3 separate regions of the Homo sapiens genome follow, and regions 1 and 3 are each linked to region 2. A link is an interaction called in ENCODE POLR2A ChIA-PET data of the cell type or tissue named here. Cell type or tissue: MCF 10A. All regions are shown on one strand. Region 1 has its middle 8.6 kb from the start of LINC01270. Region 2 has its middle 87 kb from the start of PTPN1. Region 3 overlaps LOC107985386 (a long non-coding RNA gene).

Region 1 (4,000 bases), 140 kb after region 2:
AATTTGACTCGTTGGCCAACATTTAAAAATCAGGACTTTTCACATACAATCTCAGACTTCTGGCTTCTCTTACTAAATGGGAAGATCCGGGCCGCCTGCTGGCTCAGAGGCCACCGTCCCCTGAGGAGAGCCTGTTCTCTCCAGTTCACCGGAGCCAGCACCAGGCCACCTTACTCATCCTTTCACCTTCTGGCCCAGAGGTGCCTGGGTTTTGGTTCCCTGTTCTAAAGCCTGCTAAGGAGGATGCTGGGGAAATCAGAAAGCTCGAACAATTCTCTCAAGGCTGTCCAGCAACAGAGCTGCAGCCCGGGACTCGGGATACCCAGTCCTGCTGGGGACACCAAGTCCCTCCCCACAGAAGCTCCACAGACCCCACCTCAGTCTCCAGGAGCTGCTGACCCTGGCCCGGAGTCCCGGGGGACCAGGAGGCCGGGCTGGGGAAGGCCCCGTCCTGTTTAGGTTTTTGTGGTCTCGTGAGTAACCGAGTGGAAAAAAACAAGCTTGAAAAGATAACAATTACAACGAAATTAAATCAAATCAGACCCGTGACTCATTTATGGAGCCGTAAAAACAGAAAACAAAAACAAGCTGGTTCTGGAGAAGTGAGGCCAGGGTGAGGAAGGGAGAAGTCGGGGAAGGGAAAAAAATAAAGCAACAGCAGCTATGGCCCTGGGACTGTAAATTATCCCAGCAAGGAGGGAACCATGCGGGCCCTGGAGGGGCTGGGCCTTGGGGGTTCCGGAGCCAGGAGTCCCAGGACCCCGTGGGAGAGGCCAGAGACCCCACCTGCCTGCAGGATGGCTGACCTTGTCCCCCCAAACACCTCCGTGAGTTGGGTACCATTAGGGTGCCATTTTGCAGACAAGGAAGCTGAGCCTCAGAGGGACCAAGTGACAAACCTCGATCACACAGCCAGGAAGTAAGAGGACTGAGATTCAAACCTGGCTCCAAAGCCTGTAACGGGGTTCAGTTTTGTCATCTAGAAAACAGGCACCTGAGCTCAGCTCTGTTCCAAAAACAACAAAGAAGCCAGAGTCCTGGAAGCTTCCCTGGATGTTTTGGGAGCCCCGAAGCCTGACATCGGACATGGCTGCCCCTCTCTAGGTCTCACTGTCCCCATTTGTTCACTAATGGGGTCACATCAGGCAATGCCTAAGGAAGGCCCCAGCGGGTCTGACCCAGGGGAGCTTCAAAGCCTGTTTCCCAGAAGCCTCTGCCCCCGGGAGATGTAAGAGGAGCTGGAGGCAGAGCCAGAGGGAGCCAGCCGTGCAGGCCCACGATTCCCTCAGAGGTCGTCCTGACCCAGGGAGGAGACTGTGCAGGCAGCAGGAAGCTGGCCAGGCAGAGAAAGCACGGGCGCCGGGCTGATGAGGGTGGGATTGGATGGGGCTAGAAATCGGGAGCCAAAGCTAACACCACCACACGGCATTGGGTTTCAGGTGCTTACTAAGGGTCGGGCGTGGAGCTAAGCACTTTCCATTCATTCATTCATTCATTCATTCATTCATTTATTCTGCAACTATGGACTGAGCACTTTCTTGTACGAGGTGCTTTGTTGGGATCTGGGGACACAGTGATGACCAAGAGAGACAAAGATGGAGCTGCCACCCAGGAGCGGGTAGACAAAACAAGCAGGAACCATGATGAGTCAGGTAGCACTGAGAGATGCAGGGAGGAATTCAGTAAGGAGGGAGTGTCAGGGGCAGGAAAGGCCTCATGAGCTGCGACGTTTGAGCAGAGACTTGAAGGAGGTGCAAGGGCCGGCCCAAGCAAAGGGAAGGGCGCAGGTGGAGGCCCTGGGTGGGGCATGCCCGGTGCATTTGAGGACCAGCCAGAGGGCCAGCATGGCGGGGGCAGAGTCAATCCCTCCAACAGCCAGGGGAGCAGGCACTATATTACCTCCTCTTACAGAAGAGGAAAAGAGGCTCAGAGAGGGGAAGTGACTTGCCCAGAGTCACACAGCCCGGAAGTGGCAGTGTGAGGAGCAGTCACTCCTCGCAGTCAGGATGTGCCGGGGTGCATCCATGCCATCGGTGGCCCTGTGTGTGTGACGAGGCTGCACGGCCCAAGGGTGGCTCCCAGAAAGCGTGTGTCACCTGCCTTGGTCACAGCTGTGGGTGGTATGATTGTGCAATCCAGCACCCTGCAGGGAGCCAGGGGCCGGGACAGAGGCTGGGCCGGGACTTGACACAGCCCTGACTCCACCCCAGGCTCAGCCCTGCCATCACTCTGCCTCCCAAGCCCCATGGGGTCTAGGGGCTACCAGACAGCCAAGAATCCAGGGAGCTCACTCACACTGAGGTGCAAGTGACTGCTAGAAGCCCCTGGTTTGTCCCTATCCCTGGGCTGACCCTTTCAGCAGGTCACAGCAGCAGCTTTGGAGACTCAGTTTCCCCCTCTGTCAGATGACAGGTCCACTTAGTGGGTCTCCAACAGCAGTTGCAGGTTCTTGGGTCCAGAGAGAGCTCCCTGAAGTCACACAACCAGTGGCTGACGGAGTCAGGGTGACCCTGGCCTGCTCACTCCTGCCTGGAGGATGCCTCCCCCTGAAGCTCAGCCACCCAGGCTCCACCACTCTCCCCTCACCCACCCTCTTGCTGCCCACACGTCCAGGCCCTGGCCCACACTGTCCACTCTCCTGGGAGTGCCTTTCCCCTCCCCCTATGAAAAAAGAACACGGGATGGTCAGGGGCGTAGAGGGAGAGATTGTCGAGCAGGCAGAGGCTACTTAAGCCAGGGGAAGGGTCAGAGAAGGTGGCTGTCGAGAGTGGCATCCGAGCTCAGACCTGAAGGAGGTGAGGGAGCCGTGGACATCCATGGTGGACAAGGGCTCCAGGGACCTGCAAAGACCTTGAGGTGGAAAGACCCAGGGCTTCTTGAGGAACAGCAGGAAGCTATCAGGGCTGGAAGGGAGTACGCGAGGGAGAGAGGCAGCGAGGTCATCAGACAAGTGGAGGGTTTGCTGGGGGGCCAGGGTCGCACCCGGCCTCACGGGCCACAGGGAGCTTTCACTCAGAGAGCTGGGATCCCTGGGAGGGTCTGTGCTGGAAGGTATAGGTCCCTTCTGACAGGTCCCTCTGGTCGTGTGTGGAGAACAGACTGTGAGGGGCTGAGGGAGAAAAGGAAGCCAGGAGGAAGTGACTGCACCAGTCCAGGCGGTGGTGCTGGTGGCCGTGGCCGAAGCGGGGGCCGTGGAGGTGGGGAGACGAGGGCAGACTCCGGGTCTACCTTGAAGGTGGAGTCGACAGGATGTGATGAGCGATCAGATGTGGGAGCAAGTGAGAAGAAGAAGGCAGGGGAGACTCCCAGGTTTGGGGGACCACCTGGAGGATGCAGGAGCCATCAGTAGAGGCAGGACTGGCTTCGGGGGGCAGATCAGGAATGGAGTCCTGGCCAACCTGGGTTTGAGGCTTCTCCTGGTCATCCCAGCAGGGACAGAGACAGGTGGGTGGAGACCCCTGAGTCTAGGCTCAGGGGAGGCCTTGGGGAGGTGCCCTTGGAAGTCGCCAGCATTTAGATGAGGACGAGAACTGTCTTTGGTGTCTGTGTCCCCCTTCTTCCCTCTCATGCTAGCAGCAGGTCCAACCTGGGGAGGAGCTCCAGGGTATCCTAGGGACCCAGGAATAAGTCCATGAGCGTGTGTGACAAATGCCCACCATGGTTCAGGGCCATGCCAAGCGCTTTGCCCACTTGATGCCTTTCATTCTCACGACACCCTGAAGGGGTAGGGACCACCCCAGTCCCGTTTTACAGAGCCAAGAGGTGAAATGATTTACGCAAGTGTCACCCAGCAGTATGGGAAGGCTGCTCTACGGGAGGGTCAGGGAGCGGCACACAAGGCCATCAGGGAAGGCACTGCAGTGCTCAGCAGCGCCGGATCACAACGCCCGCCCCCTGGCTGGGGGACACCCCAGGTTCCTGAGTCTCCCACATCGCCTCCTCCAGGCAGCAGGCAGGATTACCTCTTGGTGATTCTGGGGCCTCCAGAAAAGGGCTGAGG
Region 2 (4,000 bases):
ATTAACCAGGGTTCAGTTAGTGAGGAACAAGGGAATGGGTGTTGGGCAAGCAGCTGGTGTCATCTGCCCCAGCAGCTGACGTTTACTGAGCATGTACAGTGAGCCAGGCTCTGTCCTAAGCTCTTAATGTGTAATATCTCATCAGGTCCTCTTGTTATTTATTATTATTTAGAGACAGGGTCTTGCTGTGTTACCCAGGCTGGACTGCAGTGGTGTAATCCCAGCTCGCTGCAGCCTTAAACTCCTAGGCTCAAGCAATCCTCCTGCCTCAGCCTCCCCTGTAGCTAGGATTATAGGAATGAGCCACCACACCTGGCTAATTAAAAAAAAAAAAAAAAAATTTTTTTTTTTGTAGAGATGGGGAATCTCGCTATGTTGCCCAGGTTGGTCTCAAACTCCTGGCCTCAAAGGATCCTCCTACCTCAACCTCTCATGCTGTTATTAACCCTGTCTATGAGGAACAACCTGAAACCCAGAAAACTTAAATGACTTGCTCAATCAAGATCACTCACCCAGCAAGGTGACTAGTCTAGAGAGGGTTACCAGATAAAATACAGGATGCCCAGTTAAATTAGAATTTCAGATACACACAAAAAAAAATATTTTAGGAAGCTAAGCAGTGGTGTGAGGGCTCAGGCACACTTCGTCTGCATAATAAGCATGAAGGAGTATCTCTTGGTTCCGCAAAGAATTAGACATTCCCCCATTTTTCATGAAACTTGACCCCTTTTGGATTAGCACTTGTTTTCTTCTTTTTGAAAGAGATACAGTTACAGAGAAATACGTCCCTGCTCTCAGAAAACAACAGTGTATGCATTTTGATGAATGGCACCCGACATTCAGCCTCAGGACCAGGGAGGCAGCAGGGAGAGTTGGGGAGTGTGGGGGAACTGGTGTGTCCACTTCAAATACCCCTGTCCCCAGCTGACGGTTGCCAGGTGGGAATGTGGATTTAGCCCAGTGAAATCTTACAGTGTTTTAAGGGAGGTAGAAATCTGAATTTTTATGTGAAATCTCTTGATTTATGAACATTAGCTCAAATTTAATTAAAATGCCCTGTGGGCCAAAGGAAATCCGTCTGCTGGCTTGTGGGCAGCCGGGGGAAAGCCTCTGCTGATCGGCTCTGGAAGTGGAGGCTGCAACTGCCTCAAAAAGAGGAGCGGAGCAGAGGCTGGGCTGGAGGCAGCCTGGGGCCTGGAGTGTGCTTAGGGTTAGGAATTGCAGCCAGACCTGGGTTCCATTCTCCTCTCTGCCAGGTAACTGCTGTGTGATGGTAGATGGGTTGCACAGCTTCTCTGTTTTCCAAAGCATTTAGAGTAAGTAATTGTATCCATTCTCCTGTGAGGATTCTGCTGAAGGAGCTGACACAGTCGAGGCACCTGGCGTGTAGTGGGTGCCCAACAAACACGAATCCTCTCCCCTCCCCTCCCAGGGCTCACTTAGGAGTTGGGGATTTGAACACTGCTTTTCCAGCTCCCCTTCCCTCCCTCTCCTCACTCCCTCCTTGCTTTCTCCTCCACCTCTTCCTGCTTCCTTTCTTCTCATTTTCTCTCTTCTGTCATTAAACAGTGGGAAAAATTAGGACCAGGTGTTAGGAGACCTGGGACCGGGCCCTGGTGCTATTCCTGTCTTGGGGTGAGACTTGGGGAAAGGCTTTTCTCATGGGACCTTAGTTTCTTCCTCTGTGAAATGGGCAGTTCTGATTGGAGACACAGGTGCACTTCCTGGTGCCAGGGTCGTGTGATTCTGTGGGGCCTTGGGGGTCACGGGGGGAGATGGCAGCCTTGGTGGTGATGGGAGGGGGTGGCTGGGGTAGGAGGCATGAGTCAGAGTGTGCTCTCAGGGCTGAGGAGCAGGAGAACATCCCGGCACATAGCACCCAGTGATTAGCAAACCGCAGGAAGGCAGAAGGCCGAGTCATCAGCGAGCTTGTAAACACTGTCCAAGGAGAGCCAGGCCCTGCTTGTCTGGGATTGGCCACAGGCCCCTCCCAGGGATTTGGGGTCAAAGTTCTTCATAAATCATCCTCCCAGAACACGAGAGCCCCACCCTCCTTCCAGACTTTCATTTATTTATTTATTTATTTATTTATTTATTTATTTAGAGATGGAGTCTGTCTGTGTCGCCCAGGCTGGAGTGCAGTGGCGTGATCTCGGCTCACTGCAGCCTCCCCATCCTGGGTTCAAACAATTCTCCTGCCTCAGCCTCCCAAGTGTCTGGGATTATAGGCATGTGCCACCACACTTAGCTAATTTTTGTATTTTTAGTGGACACGAGGTTTCACCATGTTAGCCAGTCTGGCCTTGAACTCCTGATCTCAAGTGATTCGCCCACCTCGGCCTCCCAAAGTGCTGGGATTATAGGCGTGAGACCCCACGCCTGGCCCCTTCCAGGCTTTCTGTGATCTGACTTCTGCTCACCTCTCCAGGGCCATCTTGAGACACCTTCTCTCTCACCCTTCTCAACTCTTGCCAGGCCAGAGCCTGGTGAGTTTCTGGATATATGCAGCTCTCTTCCTGCCTCCAGCCCTTTGCACAAACTGTTCCCTCTACCTGGAATGTTCTCTCCGTCTCCAGACCACAAGACAAAGTGTCCTTATCATTCCAATTTCAGCTCAAACATCACCACCAGTGGGAAACCCCCTCCCATCCCCAGGTGAACTCAGGTCCTCTTGTGGCCCCATTTACCTTCCCTCCAAACCACTGGCAGCCATCTGGGAGCTGTATTTATAGGCTTTTGTGTTTGCTCAGTCTGTCTCTTCTTTTCCTGAGGGTGGGGACTGGAGGAGTCATTTCTGCTGCCGTAAGTCAGTACCTGGCACAGAGCAGGTCAGCAATGAATATTTATGAGAGGAATGAATTGGTGAGTGAATGAAGTGCTCAGAAGGGTTATGGCAAATCCTCCAGGAGCCAGGGGAGCTCGGCATTCTCTCCATTAGTGATAGCATATCAGCCCAACCCTCTAATATTGCCTCACTGTACTTAGAGGAGAAAAAAAAAATCCAGATTTTTCCCTTGGCCTTCCCGTTTCTCCCAGGATCTAACCTGCTGAACTCTCTGACCTCCTTTCCTACCAGCTGTGCCCGCCTCCCACTGCATCCCTGTCCCAGTTCCAGCCATGCTGGCCTTTCTGTTTCTTTACAATACCAGGCTTGTTTCTGCCTCAAGGCAGCTTGCTTTTCTGTTCCTCGTGTTTGGAATGCTTGTCCCTCAGGCCTTATTATCATTTATATCTCAGCTGTGCTGCCTCCTGAGGGAGGCATTTTCCCACCCTCATTGTCCAAGAGATTACCCTGTTTTGTTCTTTCCCAGGATACATCACTATCTAAAATTGTTTTGTTTATTTACAAATATTTGATTGGCTTTTAGCTGAGTTCATGGCTGTGCAGAATAAACACAGACCTTCCTAGCTTCCCTTGCAGCTAGGTGCAGCCATGTGCCTGAGCTCTGGCCAAGGGGTTGAAATTAGTAGTGTGACAGGTTTCTGGACTGTTTCCTAGAGATTTAGTTGATGCCTGCCTTTTACTCATCATCCTTCCTTCTCCATCCTGTCATTCTGGAAGGCAGACGTGAAGGCCGGTGCAGTGGCCTTCATCTTGGATCATGAGAAAGTGGGGCCCACACCTAGAGATGGCAGACTGGTGTCCAGGAAGAAGCTGAGATACTGAGAGCTTCATAGAGTTACCAAATCCATCCCAAACTGCCTACATCTGGACTTCATTCACATGAGAGGAAAAGAAACTCCTCTTTTATTTCTTAATTTTTTCCAAATTTGGTTTACTACATTTTATTATGACTACATTTGTATGTCCCCAGGCAGTACAATCTGATATAAAATGTCAGCTAGAATACACACTGGGTCTTTTAATTTTTAAAATTTATTTGTATTTTTATTTATTTATTACTTTTTTGTTTATTTATTTTATTATTATTTATTAATTTTTTGAGGTGGAGTCTCGCTTTGTCGCCCAGACTGGAGCACAATGGTGCGATTTTGGCTC
Region 3 (4,000 bases), 180 kb after region 2:
CTGTGCCCCCATCATCTCCCCTACCCACACAGGCTTCTGGGAAGCTGCAGCTGGTCCCCAGGCTGTCCTGACCCCTGGGCTGGGTCCCCAGGATCAGCACCCCCAACTCCACACCTCCAAAGACAAACGCAGACACAACTCAAGGCCTGTAGTGTGGCTGGTTGCTTTGCAATTATTAATAATTTCCTCCCTCCGTCCCTCCTGCGGACCTGCTCAACCAGTCTCCCCACCAGCACGGAGCAGGCCTGACATTTGAACCAACTATTATTCTCTCTCCCTTCAGGGAGAAGCCAGGAGGGAATGTGGGCCTGTGTCCTGACGCTGCGCGGGGAGAGGCAGAGGCCGCCCACAGGTCCCCCTTTCAGTCCTGGGTGCAGCATCCAAGCTCCGCCGTACCCCGTGGCAATGGGCTCATTGCCCCTTTCCTGAAGACCAGGAGAGAGAGAGAGAGAGGGAGGTTGATTAAGCCCCTGCCAAGCAGCAGACAGGTTGGAAAATCCTCTTGCACGGAGGCAGGAGTGGAGGGTGGTTATGAGTCAAACTCAGGGTCTGGATTCCTGTCCTGGCTCTGCCCTTTCCTCGCTGTGTGGCCTTGAACAAGTCGTTTCACCTTTCTGAACCTTCTTTTTTTCATCTGCCAAATGGAGGGATGAATTCCCACGTTGCAGAATCCATGAGGTTTAAAAAGCCCCAGGCCCAGTGCCCAACAGGGTACACGGGAGAACAGTTCTCTGGGTCCAGAGGCTGCTCACAACCAGGAAGCCAGAGGGGCTGGGCCAAAGTGACAGCCAGCACTGCCCTGAAGACAGAGTCCCTAGGCCTCCAGGGGACAAAGCCTAGAGGGCCAGTTCCATCTCCAACTACATCCAAAACCGGTCAGTGGGCACAGGCCAGGGTATATGCCCCCCTAATTGCTCCCTGGCTCCATTAGTACCATGTGTGGCTCCTCCTGCAGCACCCAGCACACCCAGCCAGACCCAGAAAGGCTGATGCTGCCCCAGGTGCCCACCCTGGCTGGAGGGAGAGGGCAGCTCAGGCCGATGAGTCCTGGAGTAGTGGGGAACAACTAAGGGCCTCTGAGCAGGGGCAGGACCCGAGCTGGGAAGGTTGAAAGGTCAAGATCTAGCATTCGGGACCTCGCCATCTACCCTTTGACCCTTGTGGGATAGTAGAATGGCCAAGAGCCCAAGTCGCCTGGGTTCAAACCCAGGCTTCGATATTTGTAGCTGTGTTGCTGTGAGCAAGTTACTGGGCTTTTCTAACCTATCTAACCTCAACTAACCTATCTGTAAAATGGGACTAGTAATAGCCTACAACTGTCAAGAGTTGAAATGCAGCAATGACTTGTAAAGTACGTAGTACAGTGCCTGGCACTTAGTAGGTGTTCAGTAAGTGGATGCTGGTAGGAGTTTCTGCATCTACCAGGCAGTTTCGCTTATCATGCAGTTTCCTCTGTCTGGCAAGCCCATCTCCATACTTCTCCTCGTAGGAACTCCTATGCATCCCTTAAGGCCCTGCCCAAATAGTCCCACCTCTGAGGAGCCATCACTAACCCCTTACTTAAACAAACACAGGAAGCCCTTTCTTCTGGGCTCCCTGCCACCACATACTCCTCCCACAGCCTGGCCACACTGTCGGCAGATGAGCTGATGCCCGTGGGGCTCACCAGTGGATTACCAGTGCCTGCCTGGCGTGGAGAGCTGTGAATGAAAAGCTGCCCTCGCCTTAGTCAACTAAAAACAGAACACAAAAATCCCCACGGATGTGGAAAGAGCTTATAGTCTCCAGCCAAATTTTGAAAATGTTCTCAGGCCACCACCAGAGCAAAGGACAGTGCAGATCCCAATATGTAGAATTCAGGGTTGAAAATTCCTTTAATCAAATCAGTTATAGATTTTAAAAGGGAAGGGGCCAGAATACCATGTGGCTAGGTAAGAAGAATGAGGCAGCTCTGTGTGCTGATCTAGAACAGTCTCCAGGATAAGTTGTCAAATAATTAAAAAAAAAAAAAAATGAGGAGCAGAACACTGTAAGAAACATATTGGCTACCATTTGTGTGGAAGGGTGGGAGGGAGGCAAGGACAACATAGATATTTGTTTGTATGTACATAAATTAACTCTGGCCAAAATAGCAGGTTAACAGTGGCTGCCTCTAAGGAGGGGGAGTCAGAGGCTGGGGAAAGGAGAGAGTGAGGAATTGCCTTTCATTCCATACCCCTTTCTACTTTTGGATTTTGTAGCATTTGCTCACCATAGCTATTCAAAAATTAGCACATAAGCACATGTTTAGGGCATTGGAATTCACATACTCCAGCAGCAGGCCCTACCTGATTCAGGAACACTTCTCAGCACCCCTGACAGGCTATCCTGCTTTGAATGCTCCCAGTGACGGGGAGCTCAGTACTTTACCTGCCAGCTAATCCATCCAAAGGGTAGCTTGGAAGGATGGATTTGGGCTCAGTGACAGGAAGCAGGAATGTGCTTCTGGAGCCACACACAGGTGCCTCTTTCTTGCCCCTGACGTTGGGCAGAGATGTGACTGCCTGCCTAAGAACCTGCTCAGAGGGCCTGCCTGTCCCTGGGCCCAGGTGGGAGGTAGGCAGGAAGGTAGGGTGTGCTCTGCTGTGACTCAGGCCCCACGGGTGCCCGGAGCACAACCAGCTTCCCAGGACACAGCGCTGTGACTCAGGGCCACACAGCAGGGCCAACCCAGGTGGCAGCTGGCGGGCCACCAGCACACCCGCACCCTTCCCAGCCTCAATCCCCAGCAGGGCCTCTGTTGCCAGCATAAACCACCTCGCTCACCGCTGTCCCCATCCACAGAGGATGGAATGAGGAAATGAAGACCCTGGCACCAGACAGCCTGGGTTCAAATCCTGCCTCTGCCATTTGCTGGCTGAATGGTCCAGTGAGCCTGAGCCTCAGTTTCTCCATCCATACAAAGGGTGAGCCATGCTGCCTCGCCTTCCTCATAGGGTTGCCACGAAGATGCTGAGTTCATCCGAGAAAGGGTCCTGGATCAGCCCGGGCAGAGTCTTATGCAAATGTAAGCCATTATTATTGTGGGTGCCCAGCCAGATGTGGTGGTCACTGACATCGGAGCCTCGAAGGAAGCTTGGGTGCCTCCGCTCACCCCGCTGGCCTGGTCAGCAGGCCCAGGAGGAGCAGGCCTCCTGGGGCACCTGGCCTTGGGAAGGTTCAGGGACTCTAGGTCCCCCTGCCAGGTTATGAGCTCCATGACAACAGAAATTTTTCCCTCTCTCATTAGTGGGGCCCAGTGCCTGGTCCTGGTGCCTGGGATAACGGCTGGCACACAGGCAGAGTGAGCCTCACAGACCTGCAACGCATGCCTTCACACAGGGCCCCATGCTTGGATTAATGCCGTTACCTCTTGAAATTCTTAATTTTGAACAAGGACCATCACGTTTAATTTTGCACACGACACTGAACATTCTATAGCTGGTCCTGTACAGAGTTGACAGCCAGTACACCTTTTGGAATGAATGAATGAATGAATGAATGAATGAATGAATGAATGCCGCCCTGAGGTGTCATTTCTCTCATTTTACCTCTGAGGATCATGGACTCCAAGCCCCCTTTTACAGGCGGGAGAACAAAGGCTCATGAGCTGAACAGACTCACCCAAAATCATCCAGCATGAATCCAAACCCAGACTTGTCAGGCCCCAAAGCCCCAGATCCCGTGGCCTCCTCTGGCATGTCAGGGGCAGCTGATCTGTGCCTGGGGAAGGCACAGAGCAGTGGATCTCAGGGCAATGAGGCCAAACAGCAAGCTCTACCCCACTATCAGAGCTGCTCTGCTTCCCTTTTCTCAGCTGGGGAAACTGAGGCCCAGTTCTGGGTAGCACAGGCCCAGCTTGGCAAGGGTGCCTGCCTGGGAGGCATCCTGGCTGGATGCCCGGACAGGGGGCGGGGGCCTCTGTGAATCGCTCCTCAGTCCCCGCCGACCACAAGCGGGTTGGGTGAAAGGCGGCTGCTCC

The links. Peaks named below come from ENCODE experiments on the same cell type or tissue, not always from the same donor. Only the 100,000 strongest peaks of a DNase experiment are listed, where the experiment ranks them.
Region 1: POLR2A ChIA-PET joins it to region 2 with 8 read pairs; 4 of 35 experiments call an interaction of 5 or more read pairs at or near these places.
Region 3: POLR2A ChIA-PET joins it to region 2 with 5 read pairs; 2 of 35 experiments call an interaction of 5 or more read pairs at or near these places.

What each region holds. Positions count from the first base shown.
Region 1 is chr20:50,282,162-50,286,161 of GRCh38, reverse strand. No RefSeq gene overlaps it. Among named protein-coding and RNA genes, the nearest start is that of LINC01270, 8.6 kb to the left of the region's middle. RefSeq lists a silencer at 246-295. In MCF 10A, a CTCF peak has its summit at 3,922; DNase peaks (open chromatin) are centred at 531, 1,691 and 2,131.
Region 2 is chr20:50,421,247-50,425,246 of GRCh38, reverse strand. No RefSeq gene overlaps it. Among named protein-coding and RNA genes, the nearest start is that of PTPN1, 87 kb to the left of the region's middle. In MCF 10A, no CTCF peak of the experiment used is centred here; DNase peaks (open chromatin) are centred at 1,916 and 2,576.
Region 3 is chr20:50,243,280-50,247,279 of GRCh38, reverse strand. The region is part of intron 1 of LOC107985386 (a long non-coding RNA gene); the gene reads left to right. Among named protein-coding and RNA genes, the nearest start is that of PELATON, 22 kb to the left of the region's middle. In MCF 10A, no CTCF peak of the experiment used is centred here; DNase peaks (open chromatin) are centred at 1,579 and 3,969.